Linked DNA regions of Homo sapiens: region 2 is linked to region 1. A link is an interaction called in ENCODE POLR2A ChIA-PET data of the cell type or tissue named here. Cell type or tissue: Panc1. All regions are shown on one strand. Each heading gives the region's core, and the rest is flanking DNA. Links, peaks and the distances in the headings are about the cores only.

What was found. ChIA-PET counts read pairs that join two places held together with the same protein. Peaks named below come from ENCODE experiments on the same cell type or tissue, not always from the same donor. Only the 100,000 strongest peaks of a DNase experiment are listed, where the experiment ranks them.
Region 2: POLR2A ChIA-PET joins it to region 1 with 10 read pairs; 4 of 35 experiments call an interaction of 5 or more read pairs at or near these places.

The regions. Positions count from the first base shown.
Region 1 is chr7:76,129,558-76,132,469 of GRCh38, forward strand. No RefSeq gene overlaps it. Among named protein-coding and RNA genes, the nearest start is that of SRRM3, 71 kb to the right of the region's middle. In Panc1, for the core only: CTCF peaks have their summits at 1,216 (motif pointing left) and 1,424; a DNase peak (open chromatin) is centred at 1,191; H3K27ac peaks cover 383 bases.
Region 2 is chr7:75,925,605-75,928,516 of GRCh38, forward strand. The region is part of intron 1 of POR (cytochrome p450 oxidoreductase); the gene reads left to right. Among named protein-coding and RNA genes, the nearest start is that of MIR4651, 12 kb to the left of the region's middle. In Panc1, for the core only: no CTCF peak of the experiment used is centred there; no DNase peak of the experiment used is centred there.

The DNA of each region.
Region 1 (2,912 bases), core at 225-2,724:
AGCACTGGCGTGTGATGAACTGTGATGCTGGCTACACAGGAAGGCACCAGAGGGTAGGGAATCTTGATTGCTAAGCCCATTGCTAAGCCTATTCTGGATTTCATCATGCGGTGGGGAAGCAAGAAAGACTGTAAATCCAAAAAGTTATTGTTGTCAGATCTGTGCTTTAGAAAGATCATGCAGGTAGCTGTAAGAACAACTTGAAGGATAGAGAAACCAGAGACATGGACAGGAATTAAGAGTATATTATAAAGGTTTAAGTAAAAGAAAATAAATACCTGGAAAAGAGGAGTAGAAAAGGTAAAATTCAAAAGACTTTTCTAAGTTGGAACAAACAGAACTTGGTCAAATTGTAGGTGCCAAGGGAGGTTAAAGAGAAATCAAGAGTGAAACCAAGGTTTTTTAGCTAACTTGGTAAAGAATGACGCCATTAACTGACTCACGAGAAGGGTTAGGAGGAAAATGTTCAGAATGGGGAGAATAATAAATAAAAGCAATAAATTTGGCTTCGGATTAGCTGCATGTGAACCATCTGTAATAAATAACAAACACAGGCCGGGTGCGGGGGCTCACGCCCTTAATCCCAACACGCTGGGAGGCCAAGGCGGCTGAATCACTTGAGCTCAGGAGTTTGAGACCAGCCTAGGCAACATGGTGAAACCCTGTCTCTACATAAAATACAAAAATTAGCTGGGCATGGTGGCATGCTCCTGTAGTCCTAGCTACTTGGGAGGCTGAAGCAGGAGGATCACTTGAGCCAAGGAAGCAGAGGATGCAGTGAGTTGAGACTGCACCACTATACTCCAGCTGGGGTGACAGAGCAAGACCCTGTCTCAAAACAAAACAAAACAAAAAACCAAGCACTATCTATAAGACAGTGGTTCTCCAAGTGTGATTCCCCAGACAGCAGCAGCAGCATCACCAGGCAACTTGTTAGAAATGCAGATTCTCTAGTCTTACTCCCAAATTACTAAAATCAGAGACTCTAAGGGTAAGGTCCAGCAATCACTGCTTTTACAAGCTTTCCAAGAGATTTAGCAGGGTCACAATTAAAAGCAGTAAGAAATAGAAACAAAAATCACAGGTGGAGGTGCTAAGTCTGAGGATGGAATCAGGACACCTCTTTCTCTGGAACAGACAAGAAGTTAATATAAAGGTATTAGTACATTTTTATGTGGCAAGGGGAGGAAGCTGAGGCAGTTGGTGCCTAGTGCCCTCTACTGTTTTTGAAACAGGATCTGCTACTGACAGCATCAGGCATGCAGTGGAAACCCTGAGGAGATCATTCATGTTCTGGGCTAAAATTTTCTCTTTGATTGACCACAGTCACTGAAAGCAATGTGTAATTTCTAATTCTCTGAGTTCACCACAGATGCCAGCAAAATAGTCACTCAACAAATATTGGCTGACTGGATGAAAAAAACAAAAAAACTACCAAGAAGATTTGGCAGAATTCCATTTGACTTTCTTCTGTTGAAGCAGTTTTAGAATTTCCAAAATGCTCTGGCAAAGAATTAACATTATTCATGGCATTTTATTAGTTCCTATGCTCACTAGCCATCCCATCATTTAATTTTTTTTTTTTTTTTTTGAGACAGAGTCTCACCCTGTCACCCAGGCTGGAGTGCAGTGGCACGATCTCGGCTCACTGCAACCTCCAACACCTGGGTTCAAGCAATTCTCCTGCCTCAGTCTCCTGAGTAGCTGAGATAACAAGTGCGCACCACCACGCCTGGCTAACTTTTTAAATATTTTTAGTAGAGATGGGGTTTCACCATGTTGGTCAGGCTGGTCTCAAACTCCTGACCTCAAGTGATCCTCCCGCCTCAGCCTCCCAAAGTGCTAGGATTACAGGCATGAGCCACTGCGCCTGGCTCATTATTTAATTTTTAACATCACTGTATTTCCAGATAATATAAACTGCCTTTGACTAATCTAATTTTTAAGGAAAAGTTAAATTTCTATAATGCAAGGACTATGTATACAAGTCAACAGATTTCTACTACTGTGTTTTATCACTGAGCTACATGCCACGCTGAATATATTAAAAGAACAAGGGAAATAATGCTTGATGAGTGCCATTTGCAAGCCCTGCACTGGGTACATCATATTTATTAGCTCATTTAATCTTCACCGGGAAATATGCCTATCTCCATTCTTCCACTCCAAGGAGCTTATTGTCTAAATTTGAGAACTAACACAACCCAAAGAATATAATCAGAAGTTAAGACATACACAAAATGAAGAAACTATTGAAAGCTGTTCATTAAAGGTTGACTGAGAAGAAGAGGAGAAAACATCCTTTTCCTTAATTTTAAACTGACTTGCTGATAGGTCAAAGCAGAAATTTAAAAAAATGTATCTGGACGGTGACAGAAGTATGTATCCAGTCACGTCACTGTTCAACTACCCCTAGTTAAGTCCTTTTACCGCTCCGCCAGCTCCCAGTCCTCCTGAATCTCCTTCTGCCTGGCTTTGTGGTACTCTTCCCTCCAGCACTTGGAGCAGAAACCCTGCCAGGCAGGGTTGCCGTAGTAACCACATCCTTCCTTGCACAGGAGGTCTGACTGATGCACATGAATTCCTCAGTGTTCAGACTTAAGGCTCATCTTCTTCCTGCTAACCAATGAACAAATAACAAAGTTCTGTTGAAAAGGAATTATCATTCTACCAACTAAAATCTTACCAATTATGAACAAAAAGTGAGTGATTCCATTATCTTCAAGCTGTAAGAGAGGGAAGAAGGGAATGAAAGAGGGAGGGAATGAGGGAGGGAAAGAGGGGAGGAAGGAAGAAGGAAAAAAGAAAAGTTAACTATGGTAAATTCCTGAAACAGTCATATTAAAGACTTATTCCCTGCCGAAAATACACAGAACCCATTAAGAAAGGGCTAACATTGGATTAAATACCTA
Region 2 (2,912 bases), core at 288-2,787, 200 kb before region 1:
ACTCAGCAAGTATTTGTAGAGCACCACGTATGTGCCAAGCTCTCTTCGAGGTGCTGGGACTACTTTTGTGTGTGGAAAAGACCAACAAGATGAAAGATGATGTTGGCCTAGGCCAGGGTGGAGGCACTGTTTTCAAGAACAGGAGTGTTCCCACAGGTGACCCTTTCTGGGTCCCATCTAGGTAAGAGGCTGAGAGGTTCAGGCTCGGTTGTAAATTCTGTAAGGGCAGTTCTTTGGGAGGTGTGAGCAAGAGAATGGAATCAGAGCGATTATTTTAGCAGGCAGGAGTGAAGCTTGAGAATCTGGCAGAGTGAGGAGCGATCTTGTGCCAGAGTGAGAGGCAGCCAGTCCAAAGTGAAGGTTCTGAAGCTCTTAGTACCTCCCACGTACAGTGTCCTGCTTTTTTTTCTTTCTCTTTTCTCTCTCTTTTTTTTTTTTTTTTTTTTTAAGGCAGGACACTTGCTCTGTCACCCAGGATCATTGCTCACTGCAGTCTCAAACTCCTTAAGCCCTTCCAAGTAGCTGGGACTACAGGCACACACCACCATGCTTGGCGAGTTTTTCTTTCTTTTTGCAGAGATGGGGTCTTGCTATGTTGCCCAGGCCGATCTCAAACTCCTGGGCTCAAACGATCCTCCTGTTGACCTCCCAAAGTGCTGGAATTACAGGCATGAGCCACTGTACCTGGACCCCTGCTATTTTTCCTGTGATATTTGAAAAGCTTGGCTTGGTTTCTTGCCCTTTAGTAGGTGATTGCAGGCAGAGCCACGAGGTCTTAGAAAGCAGCACGGCTCTGTTCCGATACTCCTGGCTGAAGGGCCAGTGTGCTGTGCCATTGAGGGAGAAGCATTGACTCTGGTCTGGGAGATTCTGTTCATTTAGTCATTCAGCAAACAAATATTGAGTGCTGGCCAGGTGTGGTGGCTCACACCTGTAATCCCAGCACTTTGGGAGGCCGAGGCGGGCAGATCACCTGAGGTCGCGAGTTCGAGACCGGCCTGACCAACATGGAGAAACCTGTCTCTACTAAAAATACAAAATTAGCCGGGCGTGGTGGTGCATGCCTGTAATCCCAGCTACTTGGGAGGCTGAGGCAGGAGAATCGCTTGAACCCGGGGGGCAGAGGTTGCAGTGAGCTGAGGTTGCGCCATTGCATTCCATCCAGCCTGGGCAACAAGAGCGAAACTCTGTCTCAAAAAAACAAAAACAAATATTGAGCACTCATGTTATGCAAAGTCTGATGAGCACCAGGGTTACAGAGGTGCAGGATAGCTCCACCCAGACACGAGACCAATCCTGTGTCCTTCTGCAGGGATTATTTCATCTTGGGTAATGCTGTCATCTGATGATGTGGCCAGGATGTCAGCTGCAAAATGAACCCCAGGTCATTCAGTGAGGCTGCGTCTACCTGTAACTTTGCCATGTCCTAAAAAGGTCTTGAAGGGCAGACAGATGGTTGATAGAATAGCTCTGGAGACAGTTGGTCTGGGTTTGAATCCTGGTTCCACCATTTATCGATTCCCTGATGTTGGACAAGGTCCTTTAACCTTTGTGATAATTACAGCTCCTGTATGTCAGAGCAGTGTTAAAACACTGTTCATTAGTTAAAAACAAATCAGGGCCGGGCTTGGTGGCTCACACCTGTAATCCCAGCACTTTGGGAGATTGAGGTGGGCTAATGGCTTGAGCCCAGGAGTTTGAGACCAACCTGGGCAACATGGCGAAACCCCGTATCTTAACAAAAAATTAATGGGGCTTGGTGGTGGGTGCCTGTAGTCCCAGCAACGCAGGAGGCTGGGCTGTCATCACGCCACTGTACAGCAGCCTGGCTGACAGAGTGAGACCCTGTCTCAAAAAAAAAACAACAACAAAAAAAACCCCAAAAAACAAAAACCAGGTCAGGAGTGGGGAGTGACTGCTGATGAGTGTGGGATTTCCTTTTGAGGGTATGAAGATGCTCTGGAATCTGGTAGTGGTGATGCTTGCACAATGGGTGAATATAGTGAAAACCACTGAATTTTATACTTTAAAATGATGAATTTTATGGTGTGTGAATTCTGTCTCAATTTTTTTTTTTTTTTTTTGAGACTGACTCTCGCTCTGTGGTCCAGGCTGGAGTGCAGTGGCCCAATCTCAGCCCACTGCAACCTCTGCCTCCCGGGTTCCAGTGATTCTCTTGCCTCAGCCTCCTGAGTAGCTGGGATTACAGGTGCCCACCACCACACCCAGCTAATTTTTGTATTTTTAGTAGAGACGGGGTTTCACCATGTTGGCTAGACTGGTCTCGAACTCCTGACCTCAAGTGATCTTGCCCTCCTCGGCCTGAGGCATGAGCCACTGCTCCCAGTCTCTATCTCAGGTTTCTTTTTTTTTTTTTTTTTTTTTGAGACGGAGTCTTGCTGTGTTGCCCAGGCTGGAGTACAGTGGAACAATCTTCACTTACCACAACCTCCACCTCCTGGGTTCAAGTGATTCTCCTGCCTCAGCCTCCCAAGTAGCTGGGATTACAGGCACACACTGCCATACCAGCTAATTTTTGTATTTTTAGTAGAGATAGGGTTTCACTATGTTGGCCAGGCTGGTCTCGAACTCCTGACCTTGTGATCCACCCGCCTCGGCCTCTCAAAGTACTGGGATTACAGGTGTGAGCCACCACACCCGGCTTCTATCTCAGTTTTTAAAAATCAGGTTTATAGGTCATGAGTTCTTGAGCAACTAGACTCCCACCAGTTGTGCCTCCAGTTCCCTGTCATCTTGAGCTAGTCGTGGACACCTGCAGCAGACGTATGTTCACTGCGTGTTTCTGGGCTCCCACACATTTCTAAGCCCTCTTGAAGTTAACTTCGGGTAATGGCCTGTGAGAGGAAGTCACGTATGTCACTTCTGGATGGAAGCATTTAAGAGCCAGGGCC